2 separate regions of the Homo sapiens genome follow, and region 1 is linked to region 2. Evidence: read pairs that join two places in POLR2A ChIA-PET (ENCODE). Cell type or tissue: MCF 10A. All regions are shown on one strand. Links, peaks and the distances in the headings refer to the core of each region. The heading gives the core; the rest is flanking DNA.

The links. Peaks named below come from ENCODE experiments on the same cell type or tissue, not always from the same donor. Only the 100,000 strongest peaks of a DNase experiment are listed, where the experiment ranks them.
Region 1: POLR2A ChIA-PET joins it to region 2 with 5 read pairs; 1 of 35 experiments calls an interaction of 5 or more read pairs at or near these places.

The regions. Positions count from the first base shown.
Region 1 is chr17:74,449,542-74,459,401 of GRCh38, reverse strand. It overlaps a transcript of GPRC5C not described here. Among named protein-coding and RNA genes, the nearest start is that of CD300A, 12 kb to the left of the region's middle. RefSeq lists enhancers at 3,924-4,594, 5,349-6,339, 6,340-7,331 and a silencer at 5,090-5,449. In MCF 10A, for the core only: no CTCF peak of the experiment used is centred there; a DNase peak (open chromatin) is centred at 5,181.
Region 2 is chr17:74,600,709-74,611,442 of GRCh38, reverse strand. It overlaps LOC101928343 (a long non-coding RNA gene), which reads right to left. Exons shown (of 4, transcript NR_158152.1): 2 at 5,406-7,593; 3 at 4,817-5,022. It overlaps CD300E (CD300e molecule), which reads left to right. Exons shown (of 4, transcript NM_181449.3): 4 at 1-1,558. Among named protein-coding and RNA genes, the nearest start is that of CD300LD, 14 kb to the right of the region's middle. In MCF 10A, for the core only: no CTCF peak of the experiment used is centred there; DNase peaks (open chromatin) are centred at 5,822 and 6,512.

The DNA of each region.
Region 1 (9,860 bases), core at 3,532-7,531, 150 kb after region 2:
AAATTATCCGGGCATGTTGGCAGGCACCTGTAATCCCAGCTACTTGGGAGACTGAGGCAGGAGAATTGCTTGAACCCAGGAGGCAGAGGTTGCAGTGAGCCTAGATCGTGCCACTGCACTCTAGCCTGGGTGACAGAGCAAGACTCCATCTCAAACAATAAAAAATAAATAAATACTGCTCAGATCTCTAGCTTCTAGAGAATAGGAGAGTCAACTTTTATCATGGGTAGTTTTGGGGGTGTATTAGTCAGGGTTATCTAGAGGGACAGAACTAACATAGATGTAGATATAAAGGAGAGTTTATTAAGGAGTATTGACTCACGCGATCACAAGGTGAGGTCCCACAACAGGCCATCTGCAAGCACAGGCGCCAGGAAGCCAGTCCAAGTTCCAAAACCTCAAAAGCAGGGAAGCTGACAGTGCAGCCTTCAGTCTGTGGCCAAAGGCCCAACAGCCCCTGGCAAACTACTGGTGCAGGTCCAAGAACCAAAAGCTGAAGAACTTGGAGTTCAATGTTTGAGGGCAGGAAACATCCAGCACAGCAGAAAGATGGAGGCTGGAAGACTCAGCCAGTCTGCTCTTTACATACCTGCTTTTATGGTGCCCTCCCAGATTGAGGCTGGGTCTGCCTTTCCCAGTCCACTGACCCAAATGTTAATCTCCTTTGGCAACACCCTCATAGACACACCCAGGAACAATACTTTGCATCCTTCCATCCAATCCAGTTGACACTCAATATCAACCATCGCAGGAGGTCAGAGTGTATATGTTGGGGTGGGGACTCAGGGTGTAGCAAAAACAGCAGCGACCTGGAGAGAGCTCTGTGGGGTGAAGCAGAAAGAGACATAACTCCGATGCAGTTTCCCGGTCCCGCTGACCACATTTGCTTACACAGATTCTGGCAGAAGTCTCAAGCCTGGGTGCACATGAAAATTCTTCGGGGGCCTTTGGGGGCAGGCATGGTGGCCCACACCTGCAATCCCAGCCAGTCAGGAGGCAGAAGCAGGATGATGGTTTGAGCCCAGGAGTCCTAGACTGGCCGGGCAACACATGGAGACCCTGTCTCTAAAGAAGAATAATAAAAACATCCATGCCTGAGTCCATGAGTGGAGCCCTGGCAGAGATTCCACGCCCTGAGGAAGAGGGAGGGTGGGAGGGCACTGCAGTGGGAGAAAAGAGGTTTCAGACACCAGACCGTGCATAGGACGGGGTGGAGGAAGTGCAGAAGTCGGCTGGCCATTCCACTTCAGGGAGATAGATATTCTCCAACCCCGGACTACCTAAGCTCTCTGCAGACAAGGAGGGAGTCCCTTCAGGGAGGACTCAGCATGACAAGTCCCAGCCTCCTGCTGAATCCTGCCCATAAAGTTGGTTCTGAAAGTGAATAAATGAATGAATGAATAGATGGTTGAATAGACCTCTTCTTTCTCCATCCCGAGCGTCCATGGCTTCCTTTCCCACCTGCCCCTTGTTATCCTGAGAGAGTCACAGCTTTCAAAGGCCCACCCCTCGCCTCCCCACCAGACCTTGTTCAGGGACCCCTACCCCACCCCTACATGACCTCACACTTGGACGGGCCGCCCCAAACCAGGGGACCAGGACGCGTCCCCCTAGGTCCGCCGCTCCAACTGATATCTAAGCACCACCATGCCCGCTAACGCCGCCAGGTGGCGCTCAGTGCCCAGGCACTGCCAATTTGTTCAACAAATATTAATGGCTGCCCCCATTGAGCCAGGCACTGGGTCCAAAGATAGGGACATGAAGATAAAAATACCGCAATATGTCCTTTTCAGGAGCTCATGGTTTCATGGGAAACATGTAAACAAAGACGGGAAAACAAAGGATTGCCTTAAAAGGTGAGAGGCAGAAATCCCAGGGGCCTGGGTAGGAAGGGGCCCCTTCTATCAGACGCAGGGAAACGGCCGGAGACAGTGGCCCGGGGATCCTGGACACCAGCCCCGTGCCTCCTTCTCAGCCCACTTGCTCACCCTCCCCCTTGAGGAATTCGGGAAGGAGAGTGAACAGAACCCTTGAAAAATACAGAAAAACGTCCAGCCTGTCCTCAAATGGGTCCTCAGTCATGGGGGAAGCTGGGGGACCACAGCCTTAGATCTCTTGACTCTTCTCTCTCCTACCCCAACCCTGCACCACAGTCCCTACACAAGCTCCCACCTCCACCACTGAAAAGGTGAGAAGGTGATGACTTGAAAGGCCTCCTGGTCACTCAATCACCCAGCTCCTTCTCCCGACTCCCCCAGGCAGTGGTGGAGGCAGCATTAACCCATCTCAGCCTCCCCTACAGTAGTGGGGCCCAAGTTTGACTGATGTAACAAACACCTTGGGTACTGGCTGAGAATGCAGATTCTGGGGCCTGCCTCGGACCAGCTGAATAAGGCGTCTCTCCAGTTGGGGACTGGGAATCTGTCATTTTAACAAATGCATTCAGATGATTTCTAGAATCAGACAAGTTTACGAACTGGAGTGCACGGGGGTTATGAGAACACCTGGCACTTCACGGGTGCCCAGGAGAGCACCCTCTTAACCTTTCTGACTATGACCAAAGGAGAGAGTCCCCCACCGCAACCCAGGCCGGCCATCTCCCTGGCCTACTTTCTTTCCTTTTTTTTTTTTTTTTTTTGAGACAGAGTCTCAATGTGTCACCCAGGTTGGAGTGCAGTGACACAATCTCTGCCCACTGCAAACTCCACCTCCTGGGTTCAAGCGATTCTCCTGCCTCAGCCTCCCAAGTAGCTGGGATTACAGGTGAGCACCACCAACCCCGGCTAATTTTTGTATTTTCAGTAGAGACAGGGTTTCACCATGTTGGCCAGGCTGGTCGCAAACTCCTGGCCTCAATCAATTCCCCCGCCTTGGCCTTGCCAAGTGCTGGGATTACAGGTGTGAGCCATGATGCATGGCCAACCAGCCTCACTTTCAAAGCCAGGACACAGCTGTCCCCAGGTGACCAAAGTTCCCATCAGTGAACCATCATCCCCATCACAGGGACATGAACACAGATGCAGGGATGGGGGTGACTTTGCCCTTGCAGACCTCAGAGCAGGTCACTATCTACAGACACCGTCAAGTAGCTGAGGAACTGGCACACACAGTAAGAGATTCCCCTCAGAGACCCAGGACACCGGGCTGCAGTGAGTTGTGGAGATGGAAGCCTCAGATTGGAGGAGGTGACAGAATTGTGTGCCAGACAGACTTGGATACTAGGAGAGAGATCAGTGTGGGAATTGATGTTAATTAGAATGATGGCACGGAGCAGCCTTTGATAAATATGGATGAAAACCTGATGAATGAATGAATTAATGAGCCAAATGCTATTCCCATGTCTGTTGCTGTCTGCCCCATGGGACACAGCATGTTTTATAATGATGAGCTACACGCTGAGAAACAGCACACCAATCTGCTCCACGGATGTAAATCTAATTCAGCCTTCGAAGAATCATTCAGCAAGGCTGGGTGGAGGGTGGGTGCCCCATGCCACATACATGCAATGAACACACACTCCCCGCCCCAGCCTCCTTGAAAACCCTCCCAAGGAGAGAATGAGTTGAAAATCTAGGCAGGCTAAAAGTTGGCCCATCTTTCTCAGGGGGAGAGATGAGGAAAGGGAGTGTGGCCGAGGGTAGCTCAGTCTGGTCTTTGTGAAGGCTGGGGCAGGGACGTCGCAGGCCACTGCAGCTGCTGGTGGGGGGCCACTGCTACCTTTGGCCCCTTTTCTTTCTTTCAGAAGAATTTTTTTTTAAAAATATGTAATTTATTTTTATGGAAAAGAGAGAAAGGAAGGAGAGAAAGAAAAAGCAAAACGAGACAGAAAAAATCTTCTTGTCCCTCATCTGCTTGGTACCAGGGGATTCCCACCCCCACATCCGACCCCCTTTCCCCCCACGCCCCCGGCCAACTCCCCCAATGGTCCACTTTAACATCTGCTATGGTGCCTTTTGTCTCTTTCCAGATTTCCTATGCAAATACAGTCAATTGTGAATACACAGGGGGAGGGGGAGCTACTAAAACCTCCCCCGTTAAGTCTGCAATTGGATTCTTCTGAAAATTCTGCTTTGCATGGCAGGGTGGCACGCAGTGGGGGTTGGGGCCAACAGTGCCCTGCCCCAGCCCTCTCACCACCTTCCTGGCTCTGATGACCGCTCCCAAATGGGCCTGGTGAAGGGACAGGGCGGGATCCTCCCCAGCTGGGACCGACTCCTTTTGTCTTTCCCACGCCCCACCCAGTGTGTGCGTGTGTGTGTGTGTGTGTGTGTGTGTGTGCGCGTAAGGGGTGGACCCTGTGGGCCAGGATGCCCCCTGACCTTCAGCCCGGACAGCCCCTGGGCTCACACGGCGGCCTCAGCCCAGCTTCTCTTGGGAACCTCAGGCTGCCCATGGACACCCAGTGCCTGAGTCTCTTTCCGGTGCCCCAGCTGGCCTGACTGCTAGTGATGGGCTTGTCCCCAGCATCCCCTGTGCCAGCACCCACATCAGGGTGGGGGCACCCTACGGTGAGAAAGCCTGGCAGGTCACATGCTGCCGAAATACTGTCAGGCCAAGGGTCACAGTTCCCAGGCCAGCCTGAAGCAGCTGGCAGCGCCGGGGAGAAGGGGAGGCCAGCACCAGCTTCCTGGCTGCAGGGACCTCGAGCTCCAGGCCCCCAGCCCGTGTGGCTGCCTCAAATGCCCACCGAAAAACCCTCGGGGAGTGGGTTTCCACCCGGAGAGTTTGCCCCCAGGGGACGTTTGGCCGTGTCCAGAGACATTTGTGGTTGTAGGGTTAGGGGGCTGGCTGTGCTCCTGGCATCCAGTGGAGGGGGTCAGGGATGCCGCTCAATATCCTGCAGTTCCCGGGCCAGCTCCACTACACAGCGATCCGGCCACAAATGTCGCTGGTGGAGCCGAGGAACCCCGGCCTAGAGCCAGACGTAAGGCAGCGACAGGGCTCCCCGTGCCCTTGGCCTCACTACCTCCACCCGCGGAAACTCCATGGCCCGGCGGGCCTCCGGAAGGGGATTCTTCCCTTGGGAAAAGGGGCCTGCTTCCCTGGCGTCACCCACCCCACCCCCGTCTCTGCGGGGCCTGAGAGACACAGGGATAAATGCGGCCCCCGCAATCCCTAGCGGCTGCGAGGCCCAGCTCTGAGGGCGGGGATGGGCGGAGCGCGGCGGCCCGGCCCCCAGGCTACAGCAGGAGCTGGGACAGCTGGCTTCGGCCGCCGCCCCGCGGCGAGGATCGGGTTGCAGGGGCCGGGGCGGGGCTTGGGGTGGGGCACGAGAGGCGGCCTCGGGTTGGCTGGAGCTGGGGTGGCCGGGCCCTCGCGGGAGAGGCACGTGGGCGCGCCGGCTGCTCGGGCCCACCCCCACCTCCCCCCACCTTCACTGCCCCCCACCGCCCCCCACCTCCCCCAACCCAGGTGCGTGCGGGGGAGTGGGCTGTCTGCGGGTGGGGTTCCGGGGCCCCGCCCCCTCTCCCAGCCGGGTCAGGTTAGGACGCTGGGTTAAGGACGGAGCGTAAAACCTTCCCTGGGCCCGGGCCCCCGCGGACCCTCTCCTGCCGTCGGTGGAGTTGGGGGTGAGGCAAGCCACCGTTGCCTTTAGGTGAATCAGAAGGAGCCACTTCCAGGCCCCTGGCTTGGAGGAGTCTGCGGAGGTGAGGGGTCGGCGGATGGGGCGGACAACCGGTCTGGGACCGGCCCCATTCACCCCCACGGGACCCAACTTCTCTCTCCAAAGCACAGCCAGGCGGTCACCCTGTGTCTGCCCAGTTCTGCTCCAGACTTTGAGTCGGAACCCCTGGGGGTGCATCTGCGGCAGAGCCCTGGGGCTTTAGGTCCCCTCTCCACTGCTGGGGACACCAACTCCAGGGCTTAGACAGAGCTGGAGACATCGGGGTGTATTTTACAGATGAGGAAACCCTTGCGGGGGCGAGGGGTCAAGGGAGCTGTCCAAGGCCACAGAGCTAGCTGGAGCCAGGCCCTGGTCCGAGATGCCCTGCCTGCCACGAAGGTGCCGCTTGGGAAGGGGATACCCGGGGAAGCTTGCTGAAGGCACCTGCGTGCTTAATCCCAAAACGCATTTGCTGGGACTCACATGGCCACTCCCACTTCAGCCCTCAGGCCTGACCTGGCAAAGGAGGGCAGAGACCAGATCGCTCTCATCTCCACTCCCTCCCGTCCACCCAGTAGACAGTGGACATTTGCTGGCAGAAAGCAGCTCCGTCCCAGATCTTCAGCCTAGCTTCTTAGGCTTCCTGTGCACCTGGCGACCCTCCTAACGCCTCTGCTAGCCCTTCTCCCCTGCCAGTCAGGGCGCGGGCACTGCCAAGGGTCTCTCTCCTTAGCATCCTCTTCCAATCGTGGCAACCTGCCAAGCCACCCACTCTGGGGACCCAGGGCATGAGGCAGCATAGAGGGAAGGGAAGATGTGGCACCAGGAGGTGCCAAACTGAAATCTGGCCAGAAGACCTGCTTGTCTGGGCAGGAAACACTGGGCAGATGGTGCCTGGACGCTCTGCCTTGACTGTGACTTTCGTGGGGGTTATCTGGAGGGGACAGAACACCAAACACAAACTCAGGGGGCTGGTACCCCCATTTTTCAGATGAGAAGACTGAGGAAGGACCAAGGGAGCTGCTGAAGGTCACAGAACTACTAACAGCCAGGATGTGAACCCGCAGCCTCTGATTCCAAAGTCATATTTTCTGCGTGCTGCAGAATTGCCTCCTGCGACAAGGGCATGGGTCGCTGCTCCCCACCTCCTTCTCTGAGGGTACTGGTGTCTCCCTTTTAATCACCCGCACCCCAGAGGGACGCACCGCTCCAGCCTCTGCCTATCAACAACCTTTTTTCAAGGAGGATGAGGTCAGAACCGCACCCTGAGCCCAAGGAGGATGAGGTCAGAGCACTCCCGGTCTGGTGCAGATGCTAAATAATTCATGCAGCTGCTGTGAACAGGGGCTGCAGCTTCCTGGAGGGCCCAGAGTGGAGACGGCAGACAGGAAACAAATCCTGGTTCCTGGCACCTGTGCCTGACCTTGGCGCATCCTCCGGGGGCTAGTGAAAATGCTGCCCTTGGCGAGAATGGCTTGGAGGGCCAACAGACCCTTCCAAGCAGCACCCCCACAGGGCAGGCACTTAGCCTCTGTTGCTTGCTCTCTTCTATGAGCTGTGGGGGGCTGACGAACAAGTGCAGGGCCATGAGTAAACTGGAAAGCCAGGAAAGGCACTCGGCAGGCAGGTCTTCATGGCCCAGGGGATTTACCAGCCATCCCTGGTTCTGTGCACTGAGAATTTCACCCAATGGGTATCCTGGCTGCCTCTTCCAGCCATGCCAGGCAGCAACAGGGATACTTTTGGGGTCGCCTCCCTCCCCACCCACATCTTGTGTAGGTGTTAGAGTTCTCTGGCCTTGACGGGTTGAGAGCTCAGTGGTTTTTGGAGGCCTGGTTTTCCCCTTAAAATAAATCCCCAACAGAGAAAAAGGTTAGTTGGAATCAAACAGCATTTGTTGGTGTAAAAAGCAAGAGGTCTAGCAGGGAAATACACATGAAAAAAATCCCAGAGGCAGGGTCGGGGGTGGGGGAGCAGGCACCTGGAATCCCAGCTACATGGAAGGCTGAGATGAGAGAATCGCTTGAGGCCAGGAGTTCGAGACCAGCCTGGGCAACGTAGCAAGACCCTGTCTCTAAAAATAATTAAAAAAAAAAAAAAAAAACTAGTAACTCCCAGAATTTATGAACACACAGGAATTCAATGGCAGTAAGCCCTCACCCATGGAAGGTAAGGTCGTTTAATTCTGAGCAGTTATTAAGTCCAAAGTCCTCGGTTTGACAGTGGTGGGTGTGAGATTTCCCATAGTGTTGGCTGGATGATGGTGAACCTGTGACAGGCTCTGCCTCTTCTAGTCTTTTTCCATTCAACGCTTGTTTGTGATGCCACTCGACCACCTCAAAGAAGCTGCCTCTCTCCTCCTAAGAACTCATCTAACTTCTTCTCCACTTGGCCCGGGCGGGAGTAAGCAGGGCCAGTGGGTACTCCTGAATACAGGCAGGCCTGCATCTTTTAGGATCCCATCCCTCCCTGAGCCTCACGCGCAGACCCCCAGAGGACTCAGGCTATACACACACCCACGTCCACTGGAGACTGCAGCCTCTGGGTATCAGGCCCTGCCGGGGACTCCTTTGAAATTATCACATAGGAAAGCAACACAGCGCCTTGATTCACTAAGGGATCTTGGGGCCGCTAAGCTAGACCAAGGGCAGCGTGAGGTCCACAGAGCTCCCTGCTTCCCTTCCACTGGAGGGAAATAACATTCTGTTCATGGACTTCGACAGGCAACACAGAGAGGTCGGGGGCCACAGTCAGAGCTGCAATCCTACTCTGCAGGGATTGCTCGCCCAATTTAGCTCTGGAAAAGTATGCCAGTGACAAAGGCACAGGCTGCTGGGGACGGGGGTAGCACCAGAGAGCTGTGGGACTGACTACAGGGCACCTCTCCAGAGAGCTGCTCTGGTCGTCATCCTCCACCCCGGCACCCAGAGGTGCTGCTGGGCTGGGGACTGAGCTTTAGGGCCCACCTTGGATAAGGGCAGGAAAAACCTCAGGAAGACAATGTTATAGAGAGCTCATTTTCACGAGCCTGGAGCTGTGCCCATCTCTGTCTTTGGTGCCAGCACCATGGAGGTACCCCCTCTTTGCTGGGTGACCGTCAGGACCCTCTGGAGCATGTCCGAGGGCTCAAAATACAAGAGGCTCCTCCAGTGATGAACCAGCGCCAGCATATCCAGGTGCTGCCCAAGATGAGGTAGAAACAACACATCTGCCCATCAGGAAATAGCACAGTCTTTAGTTCTGGATCCCGCTTACCTGAGGATCCCACTTACCTACTTACATATCTGCCCATTAGGAAACAGCATAATCTTTAGTCCTGGATCTCACAGGCCTCCCACGTCCCACAAGTCCCAGTCACGAGAGAGGCCTAGACTCCAGTTCATCTGGTCCAGGGCTCTCCACTGGTCCCTGAGAATGCAGTCCTGACCCCAACCCCATGTGTCCTAAGGTACTTCCAGGCCCTGACCAGAGATGTTGGAATAGCCACAGCAGGCCCCTATTGCATTCCCAGAACCTGTGAGATCCAGGTAATCAGGGTCATGGACACCTGTTCCTGCCACAGGAGCCACCTTGAACCCCAGATGCCAGCGTGGCCTGCCATTCCTAACTCCTTAGTGAGCACTCCATGAGGTACTGCTGGATGGAGAGAGCTGCCCTCATCTCAGCAGGCTCATCCTCATCCCAGACGTTGAGGGGCACTGCGGGCAGAGTGCAGGCAGGGCTGGCCCTGGCTTGCTTGTGGAAACTGCTTTGTGGAAGATGGGGACGGCTCAGTGGCTCTTGAGTGAAACACCCCAAGGGCTCAGATCCAGGACCCACAGGCCGTGGAGAGAAGCAGTGTGCCCAAGCCTCGGGCTGAGCTCTGCCCCCATCTCAGTGGCCTTCCACAGTCCAGGTGGTGGCAGGAGGCCCTGGTGAGAAGGGCAAGGGCCAACTTCTGCCCTGGCTTGGCTCCAAAGACTCATGGAGGAGATCCATCTAGGCAGAGGGTGGGACAAGCCAGTGCCAGACACCAAGATGGCAGGGCCAGGAAGGTCCAGAGTCAAGACGGGGCACTGAGGCCTGTTGTTCACAGAGGGGAAGAAGGCAATCTGAACCACAGCTTGGGGACACAGGGACTATGATTTGGGGGGAGGGGGGCGTGTCAAGAGGGGAGTTGGAGGCAGCCTGGGGGCCCGCGGACAGCTCCTTGTAGCTGCAGCCACCTGGGGACCAGGAAGATGGGCTGGGCAGGAAAGGGAGGTGGCCCTAGGCG
Region 2 (10,734 bases), core at 3,682-7,681:
GCCACAAGCAAGCATCACCATCTCCACTTGCTACCTACATCTGGACCAGTGCTCCCCCTCTGCCCCCAGGCCTGAGCTCATCCTGAGCTAGTGATGCCAGTGTCCAGAGCACATGGAGTGACCCTCTGAGTGCCGAGTGCTTAGGCAGAGCTGCCGTGCTCTGAACTTGAGCTCTGGTGGGGCTCCCAGCTCCATCATGCATGGTGACTAGGGGAAAGATGGGGCTGGCCCAGGACTCATGCTGAAAGAGAAATTCAATCTAACAAGGCCCATATTAATTATATTAACCCGGGAAATATGATGATGAGCAAGAAAGGAGCTTATGATTCATTTTATGAGAAGGATAAGCTCCCAAGTCATTACAGCATAGGAAGAACTCTAGAGCCACAAGAGATGCTTCCTGATGTCAGGGGGTTGGTGAGGAGAATATCATGCCAAGCTGGCCAGGTCAGGGAAAGAAGGTGACATTCATGTTGATGTTGAAGGAGGTATAGGATTTCAGCGGAGCAGGGATGGAGCAACAGGGAGAGAGAGAGGACAGAGAAACAGCATAAGTGAAAGCAGAGAGGCGGGAAATAATCTTCATAACAATAGTCACTTATAGAAGACCTATCAGCAAATGGACTGTACTGTTCACATACAGATGCTCATGGTAGGATGTGTCTAAGATTCCAATGGAGTGAAATTTTCCTGTGGCAGGCCAGATGGAACTAATCTAGAAGAACTCAGGTGGTGGCAGGTTCAGGAGGCTTAGGACTCAACTCTTACTTAAACTTTGATTAGCTATGGTGGGATGGATTTGAGCAGAACAAGATGGGATTGCAGATGTGCTTTAGGAGGACTTGCCTAGCAGATGTAGCAAAGTCTGAAAGGAAGAATCTGGGAGTCCGGAGTCTTAAGCCTGGAAAACCAGAGGAATCGGGCATCATTGACAGAAGTAGGAAAGTCAAGAGCAGGCTTGGATGATGCAGAGCTTAGTTTTCTGTGTGTTTGGAATCATCAGGCAGAGAGGTCTAGCAGATAGCTAGAGATGTGGGTTAGCAGAGTGTTGAGGGCTGGAGAGGAATGTGTGTAGAGAGATTAACTGGAACCCAGCAAGAAGTGAAAACATGGAGGGAAGAGTTCAGAACCAAGGACAGAGCCCTCGGGGCACCTGCATTTAAAGACAAAGGGTAGGAGGAAGACATTGATCAAGGTGCTGGAGCAGAATCAAACAGGTGGAAGATGAGAAGTCAAGAGCCATGAATGTTTCAAGGAGGAGAGCAGAGCTAGAGAGGTGGAGGAGGACCGGGATTGAGAGGAGGCTATTGAACTTATCATTCACAAGGTCACTAATGAAGTTCAGAAGAGCAGATCAACAGAGCAATGACAGCAGAAGCCAGAAGAGAAGAGTTAAGAAAGAGTAGACAGATGGCAGACAGCAGGTGCAGGAGAAACAAACAGTGGCTTCTCCATGCTTTGAATTTTCCCTTCTCCCTTACTCCCTTTTTTTCCCCTATTCTTCCTTTCTTTTTTCCCTTTATTTACTCATTCATTCAATAAACTTTTATTGTGTGTCTATGGTGCATTGTTCTGGGCATTACAGATAAGGACTTAAACTATGCAGAGTCCCTACTCCTTTAGAAGGGAAGTCTAAGATGTAGACTAACAATAGCGATGCGGTGTGTTAGAATTTGTGTCAGGGTTCTGCACAGTGCTCTGTGGGGGCACAGAAGGGAGGCACTCCCATGAGGGCCAAGCGGAGAAGGAAAATTGAGGGCTTGAGTTATAAAAATAGGGCAGAAGACTGGGGGATGATTGTCCCAGACAATGGTAGGGAAGAGTCATAGAGCATGGTGGATACCAGGACCTTCAGGAGCTACGTTACCATTACCATGTGTGCAGAGTGCATGTGAGGGAGGAGTGAGATATGGGGCTGGAGCCTCAGTCTGAAAGGGCTTCATGGCAGACCAAGAAGTTTGAATTGTGTTCTGGAGGCCATAGGGAGCCCCTGGAGGTTTTAATTTTTGAAACTTTTATTTTGAAATGATTATAGGCTTAACATTGCAAATATAACATAGAGTCCTGTGAATCCTTCATCTAGTGTCTTTCAATGGTGATGTATTATATAACTGTAGGACAAGACCCAAACCAGGAAACCAGCATTGTTACAATACTGTTAGCTAGACTGCAGACTTTGTTCAGTTTTCACCGTTTTTAACATACATTGGTTTATGGATATGTTTGTGTAGAGTTCCATGCAATTTTACAGATCCAGGTAACTACCACCCCCGTCAAAATACAGAACCAATCCATCATCACAAGGATCTCCCTCATGCTGTCCCTTGTATTTGCACCCTTATCCCATTCCTGTCCCCTGGAAACCACTAATCTGTTCTCCATCTCTACAGTGTCATCCTTTTGAGGACAAATGAAATTATGCAGTATGTAATATTTTGAGATTGACTTTTTAATTCACTGAGCCTTGAGATCCATACAAGTGGTTGCACTTACCACAACCAATAGCTGATTCCTTCCTATTGCTCAGCAGGATTTCATTGCATGGGTGTAAAATAATTTGTTTAACCATTCACCCACTGAACCCAAACAAGACATGTCTGTGCAAGTAATGGCTGCTGGACTGTGACCTCTGAGTAAAGGATAGGTGTTTCAGGGCCTCATTTTTATTCTTGGGACCATATGGTGCCCCCAGCAGGCTTGGGAAGTGACCTTCTAAAGTGCACAGATGGGCCTGCAGGGATGCTGTGTGGGCCAGCTCCAGGCTGCCATTCAGAGGCAGAATCAACTCTGCTCTCTGGCCTTGTGACTGGGGACCAGGTGGCTTCACCCCTTCACGTCCCGCTATTCTTATATGTGACATGAAGGCGCTACATTATGATTCTTCCACAAGGCAGTTTAAAAACATGGCTGCAAATTTCTTGATACTCCTTCCATGAAGAGTTGTGGCTTAGGTCCCCTCCCCTTGGGTCTGGCTGGGTTGTGACTGTTTCAACTTGTGGACTAGAACAGTGTTTCTCAACATTTTTTCATTGTTATCCTAAGATAACAATGAATATCCCTAAAAAAAGAATATCCCTAAATATCTCCCCTCATGAAATGTTAATACCAAAGATGTATTGTACATCCATCCATTCACCTGTCTATCTATCTATCTATCTATCTATCTATCTATCTATCTATCTACCTACCTACCTATCTATCTATCTACCTATCTATCTATCTATCCATCCATCCATCTATATCTCTGTTTTGTATCTAGAAAGAGTAAAAATATTTTTCCACCCTGCAAGAACCAATATTTGCCCCCATGGGGAATGCAAGAGGGCCTCCGTATGGCTTCCAAGGCTAAGTCAGAAGAAACCCTGCAGCTCCCTCTTCAGTCTATTGAAACGCTTGCCCTCTGGAAGGTCTGCAGATATTCCCTTTTAGAACCCAGCTGTCACAGAGAGGCCACATGTAGGGTCTCTGGGCAACAGTCCCAGCAGAGCTGTCTTGGATCACCCCAGCCCATGCTCCAGACTCGTGGGTGAAGAAGCCTCCAGATGACAATAGCAACCAGCCTGTGTGACCATGGTTCACATTGCAACAACACAGGCTGTTCTCTTATGCTTAGCAGCATGCAGGCTGCTGGAGCCTGAGGTCTTGCCCTTTCTCAACACATGAACCATATGGACACAGGTAGTCAAGATGTGGCAAGTGGTGAGTGTTCCCGAAAACAAACTTTCCACTGTGTCAATAGCCCTCCATGCTCTGCCCTCCATGGCTCTGCCTTCCACGGTCTGCCCTCCACATTGCCCTCCACCCTCTGCCCTCCATGGCTCTGCCTTCCACACTCTGCCCTCCATGCTCTGCCCTCCATGGCTCTGCCTCCATGGCTCCTGACACTACTCTTGGCCAATCTTCAACCTCATTCAGAGAAAAGTTATAAAGCACACCAGCACCTGTTCACAGCTGATGAGATCAAGGAGAAGAAATGAACACTAGCAAATGGCAGTTGAAGAACCCGTCTCAGGAGAGGAAGTGCTCAAGGCAATAGAGGAAGAGTTCAGATGGAAAATTCCCCTCCTTCTTAGAGAAGTTAAGACAACAAGATCTCTCCAAAAAAAGGAGCTAAGAAAAGAAATATAGTAATTCAAAAAAAAGTATTTAAAGTAAAATATGGAAGAAAAAAGAGCAGGCAGAGTTCAGGAAGAATGTAAGTGGAAGAGAAAAATAATCCTAACAACTTTATTGAGGGGAAATATATACACCTTTGAAAATTAGAAAAAGAGGTGTGTTGTTATTTAATTACAAGTGAATTGAGGGGACTGACACATGAGGGCTGAGCATCCTGCATTTGTTGTTGCACAGCTCGAGAGGTGGAAAGGGCGAAGCTTGGGTTGAATCAGGAGTGGTTGGTGGTGGCTGTGCCAGTTCTGAGCCGGGTGGGGGATGGAGAGGGTCACAGGCACAAAGGGGATAGAGCCGAGCCCCTCTTGGGATGGAAAAGTCCAGACAGGCCCTGGGGCCTCTGCAACTGAACGATAGTCCAGTATCTCTGACAGGGTCATCCTGGAGCCACAAGGAAAGGAGGCCTGAGGGAGGATCCATGAAGGTGAGATGCAGATGCCTCCAAGGAATCAGTGTGCAAGGGGGATGTCCTTTCTTTTATCTGCTCCTGAGGCAGAGGTGGCAGAAGGCAGAGAGGCCCCGTCAGCATCCCTGTGCTGTGCAGAGCCAGCTGGGAGTGGGATTGCCTTCCTGAGGCCAGGATGAGGGATATTTCATCTCTGCAGGGACCCTTGTCTCCTGGGGAACTGCAATTGCTGCTTATTACCTGATAGGAGGCCAGAGGTTCTGCTTGCCCCCTCCGAGGGTGTTGATGGTGTGGGAGCTGCGGTTCCCCGGCTCAGGCTGTGACTTTATTTCCCCCTGGAGGCCCCCTTAGCACTGCTCACTTGCAGCACAGTGCAGAGCAGGCCCACGAGCAGCAGCCCCTTCAGGGAGATCGGGAGCAGGAAGTGGATGTTGCAGAGCAGGATCCTGGACAAAGGGGTCAAGATGCCAAGAGTGAGCAGCCTCTTCCCTGAGCCAACACCTGCCACCCTGGTCAGCTGCCTGGTCCCCAACCAGGGAAGCCCCATGCAAGGGGCAAAGTCATGCCACCCGGAGGCTGAGCTTCCAGTGGCCTTCCCACAGGCTCAGTCTGGGGCCCGGCCCCTTCGCTGCCCTTGGCCGTGACTGCCCAGCCTTTAACATTATTTGCCGAGATGGCGTCTCGCTATATACCCCAGGCTGATTTTGAACTACTGAGCTCAAGCCATCCTCCTGCCTTGGCCTCCCAAAGTGCTGAGATGACAGGCGTGAGCCACTGCACCCAGCCAGGCCTGCCTTTGGTCTTCTTTCCCACAGTCCCTGCTACTCACCTGTGTCCCGCCAAGCTCGAGGGTCTGCTGTGTCCTGTATTCCTGCTTCTGCTCCTCTCTCTGCCTTGTGTCTCCCTTTGTCACTTCTGCCCATCTTTCAAGCTCAAATCTAATTATTATTACCTCTTTGAAGCACAGGAAGATTCCCCCACTTCTAACAACCTGGCTATTTATCTATTTGGTTCTCCTGGGAGGGGTCTCCTCCTGCTTGGACCCACTTTATGACAGCAGATCTGAGACCTGCTGCCTCATATCACCCACATGTTTAATATTTGGTCTAGCTAAACGAGTGGGTTCTGGGGAGTCCCCATCAGCGTGTAAGAGTCTGATTCCCCAGTCTTATTCCTCATCCACTCCCCTACACCCAGTGCCAGGGCCCTTTCCCTCAGGCCATCCCTGTTCTCTCCCCGAAGCTGGCCTCCAGCCCAGGGCATGGAAGCAGTGATGAGTCATGTGAATTTAACTCAGAGTTTTCTTGAGTGAGAGCAGGCCTGCCATATTGCACATCCTAAAAATACCCTTTAAACCACTGTGTTCTTCTTGCAAGTTCCACTCCCCGTGGAGCCGCCGCACCCTTGGTCTCTTCCCGCCAAGTTTCCCCTTGTGCCTCTCCCGTCTCGCTAGAAGTCCTGGCACTGCCATCCCCACTCAGCAGAACAACCGCTCTGCAAACAGTGGAGCGAGACGAAGGCCAGGTCAGGAAGCATCCCCAGTGCCTCGCCTCTTCCGGACTCCTAGGGAACACAGGATCGGTGCTGGCAGGCTCCAGGGAACAAGACCCTTTGAAAGGAACGGAGTTGGGCTGGAGAAGGGAGCCGGTGGAGCAGGGAAGGCAGGATCCAGGGAGAGAATGGGCCTTGACCCTGGACTTTGAGGGATCCTGAAGCACCAGGCTGTGATGGGGTTAAACAGGGGCAGCCGCATTTGCGCGGTGATGAGACATCCTATTGATCCCTCGAAAGGAGGTGGGCTTCGGATTGATGTCCACACCCATCTACCATGCTGGGAATGTGAAAGAAAAGCAAGAGGCCCAGCTTCCCGCTCTCCCGCCCTGCCCTTCCCTAGCCTTGGCTGGAGAGTTGGAGCGATGGGCACACCCCTGCCTGTGACTGTGGTAGGCAGAATAGTGAACCCCACCCACGATGTCATAACCCCAAAGCCTGTGAATATGTTTTATTACATGCAAGGGGGAATTAAGGCAGTGGGTGGATTTGAGACTGCTCGTCAGGTGACCCAGGGTGGATTATCCTGGATCATCTGGCTGAGCCCAGTGGAATCACCAGCGTCCTTATAAATGAAAGAGGGAGGCAGGAGAGACAGTGGAGCGATGCTCTGTGGGAGACTCCACCGACCTTTGCTGGCTTTGGGTAGGAGGGGGCCATGAGCCAAGGAACACGGGTGGCCTCCAGAAGCTGGAAAAGGCAAGGGAACAGGCCCTCCGCTGGAGCCTCTAGAAGGAACCAGCCCTGTTAACACCTTGATTTCAGCCCAGTGAGACCCATTTCAGACTTCTGGTCTCCACAGCTGTATGATCATGAGACTGTGTTGTTTTAAGCCACAAAGTTTGTAACGATCAGTTACAGCAGCCACAGGAAAGCCACCCAGACAGCTGCCCTTCCAGAGCACCCAAAGCTTCACCTCGCTTTTGCCTCCTGGGGCTTGAGGGACTCGGTGAAGCATGGAGCCCAGAGCCTGCTCTCTGGAGCTCAGCCTGTTGCAGCTCATCAGGGAGAATCTCCTGCAGTGCTCAGGTGTAGACAGGGAGGGGAAGGCCCACTACAGACTTCACTGTTTCTCCCCTGACGAGCGCCACATGAGGGTCCCTGGTGAGAGCATCTGAAGGAGCAGTCATGGGGCAGCCTAGGGAAAGGTCTGTGGGAGCCCAGCTCTGCTCACCTGGTGAGGGGGCTGGTAAGAGCCGTGGGCTGGGTGCTGTTGGTGCTCTGGGTGAGAGAAGGCCAGGAGGCCAGAACTGTTGGAGTGGTTGTTCTCATAGGTTCTGCTGTGTCTGCTGTCCCAGGTGAAGCTGGGTCTGCTGTTCCAGGCACAGCTGTGTTCCTTTTCCCAGGCACAGCTGTTTCTGCTTTTCTAGGTACAGCTGTGTCCATTGTCCCAGGCCCAGCTGTGTCTGCTGTCCCAGGTGCAGCTGCGTCTGTTGTCTTAGGTTCAGATTGTTTTCTTGGAGTTGCTGTGGGACATGCAAAGGATAGTTTTGAGGGTGACCTAGGTGGCTTCCCCGTGGCTCACGTCACCTCTTACCCCTCCAAGGATCGTGAAGCATTTAGTCTTAGCACTACAGTTGTTTTGTTTTGTATCTTTTTGGTATCTTACCTAAAATGTAATATTATTTCACTTACAAACAAACATCACTGCACCACCTGGGAAGGACTTGTGGCGAGAAGCTATGCAGGCAATTTACAAATATTCAACTTAGTCCCAGAGTCCTGCGTTGCACAGCTGAGCGTTGAGAACCACACTCTGCTTCCCTGAAGTTCTACATCAGAGCCAGCCAGCCCTTCTCTTGAGTCTCAGCCTGGGCTCCAGCAGGCTGTTTGTTGCCTGCTGTGTAGCAAAGTGACCCTCAGAGCCAGCTGCCCCTCCCTGGGCCCTGCCTGGGGACTCAGGACTCCTCTCCCCTGCAGCTGGGCAGAGCATCTGTTTCCAGCTGAAGTTTTCCTGCCTCCCCAAAGCTTCCTTATTTCACTAGGCTTGGAGGGTTGCAGCCTCCGACTCTCCCCCAGCTCCTCCTTTCCTTCCACTCATGCCTTTGTTCTCTTTTTAAGTCAATTTCTGAAACATTCTAAAACCAGACTTCCCCACTGCACACACACACAGGCACACCACATCCGCATATACTAAGCTGAAAAGGACTTTTCCCTGCCTTGTAAATGGGCCCACAAGTAACAGATATATGATTGAGCTGCAGCATCTATGCATGTGCATGGGGAGCTGACAGTTTCTCTGGTGCCCACGGCGGAGATGACACTGATGGCTCTGGGGGCTGGGCTGTGGAGTGAGGATGACAGCCGGACTCTCTTTCTAGGAGCCCCCTGTTGTGAGTTCTCAGTATCCTCAAAGGCTCGGGGCAGCCAGGGGAGGCCTGTGGGAGGGCTCTGCACTATGCCGGGTTCTGTTTTTCCCTCTTTCAGGAATGGGTCAGAGTCTCCCATGCCTTCCTTTGTCCATATGTCACCAGAGGTGGGAGAGGACGAGAGAGAGGTGGCTCCAAGGAGAGGGTCACCAATGGGCTCTTGGTCACTACATGCTTGTCCTGGAGCTGAGACTTCTGGGATTGCGATTTTCTTGCATTCCCCTCCCTGTACACCTGACAAGTCCTCCCGTCAGGCTGGGGCTGCTCTGAGGGGGCACGGGTTGCCCCAAGTGACTTGCAGAAGAGAACCTGCCTTCTTTCTTACCCTGCACTGTGCCTGCCCAAGCTGACCCAGTTCTGCTTGGCTCCCTCTGATAATAGCAGATAGAGACATACAGAGATACTGAGGCTTGCTCTGTCTTCCAGTCTTTCCAGAATCTTGGTGTAACCCCTCCCCCCAAACACACACACATGCACATGCACACACATAGGCCCACAAACACAGACATGTACACACAGACACACACGGGCCCATTCGTACACATACATCTATGCACAGCACACATATAGACACGGGCAAGCCCAGGCACACATACACAGGCACACACAAGCACACACAAGCCCATGCACACACGTAGTCCCAGGACAATGTCAAGACAGCATCACTGAATCCTCTCGGGTCAGCACCAGAGTTTGGTACAGGAGGGAGCTGCTCCGACCTGGGTAAATGGTCACTTCAACTTGGACCCCAAGGTCAGTGCCTGTCCTCTCAATCCCACACCAGTAGGTGTCAGTGTCGGACCTCCAGAGCATCTTCATGGTTATGGTGAACACACGGTTTTTCTTTTCTTTTCTTTTTTTAAATTTTATTATTATTATACTTTAAGTTTTAGGGTATATGTTTCTGATCGTCCCTGATGGACACTCGGTCTCTCTCCGCTGTCTGCTCTGATCCTGTGATTGTAATGAGGATTTTGCAGGACTGCCAGTCCTTCCCGTGGCACCACTACTTGCTGTAGGTCTCCCAGCCTTGGTCATAATGACACTGCACTGTCAGTGAGTCCCATTCTGTGCCCCACACAGCTCTAGGACCATAGATGGAGAAATACTCTGGAAGACAGAACCCAACGTCCAGATCTTCCCTCCCTGGGCACTGCCCAGGGCTTCCGGCACCTCCCTGGGGACCAACCAGGAGCCTTTATCCTCAGCCCCCAAATTGTCAAATTCTCACATCCATTTGTTCCTTAATTCCCCGGCAGTATTTCTTTTGTTGTCACCCCTCTGACAAAGTTCTCCTGAGGGCTCCAACTGCCCAACACAGTGGTCTGTTCATGCGCCATCCTAGCGACCACTGAACACCCTCTCATTTTGGAAACCTTCCCTCCTTTGCCCTGAGGTGACACCCACTTCCCCACCAATCCCTGGCTCTCACTGCAGCCACCAGTTTATTTTATTTATTTATGTATTTATGTATTTATTTGGAGACGGAGTTTTGCTCTTGTTGCCCAGGCTGGAGTGCAATGGTGCGATCTCGGCTCACCGCAACCTCCGCCTTCTGGGTTCAAGCAATCCTCCTGCCTCAGCCTCCCGAGTAGCTGGGATTACAGGCATGCGCCACCACGCCCGACTAATTTTGTATTTTTAGTAGAGACAGGGTTTCTCCATGTTGGTCAGGCTGATCTTGAACTCCCGACCTCAGGTGATCTGCCCTCCTCGGCCTCCCAAAGTGCTGGGATTACAGGTATGAGCCACCGCGCCCGGCCAGCCACCGATTTATTTTAAAATCCCAGAGCTGAACAGGTAGACATCCTGGCTTCCCCCAACTCCTCCGCCCACTGGCACTGCACCCCACACCCCTAAAAACCCTCTCCTGTGAGTCTGCACATGTGATAAAGTTTCATGGAACCAAACACACCCACACCCCCACACACACACACACCCCCAACACTCACACACCTGTGCACACACTCAGTGCACAGTTGTTTTTCTTTGCCTAAGCACCATGCTATTTTTGTCTCCATACCTTTGCACAAGTTGCTCCCTTTGCCCAGGAAGTTGTCTCTTCCTTGCTTGATGGACTTAAGCCCTTATTCCCCTCCCTGAAGGGTTGGTTCAGCCCCGCCCTGGTGCCACCAGACCACTTTGTATCTGTCTCAGTTGTTGTACTTACAACCTTGAACAATGGTCTGGTCTTTGGCTCGTCCAGAGCAGAAGCTCAAGCAGGCTGATGTGTGGGGT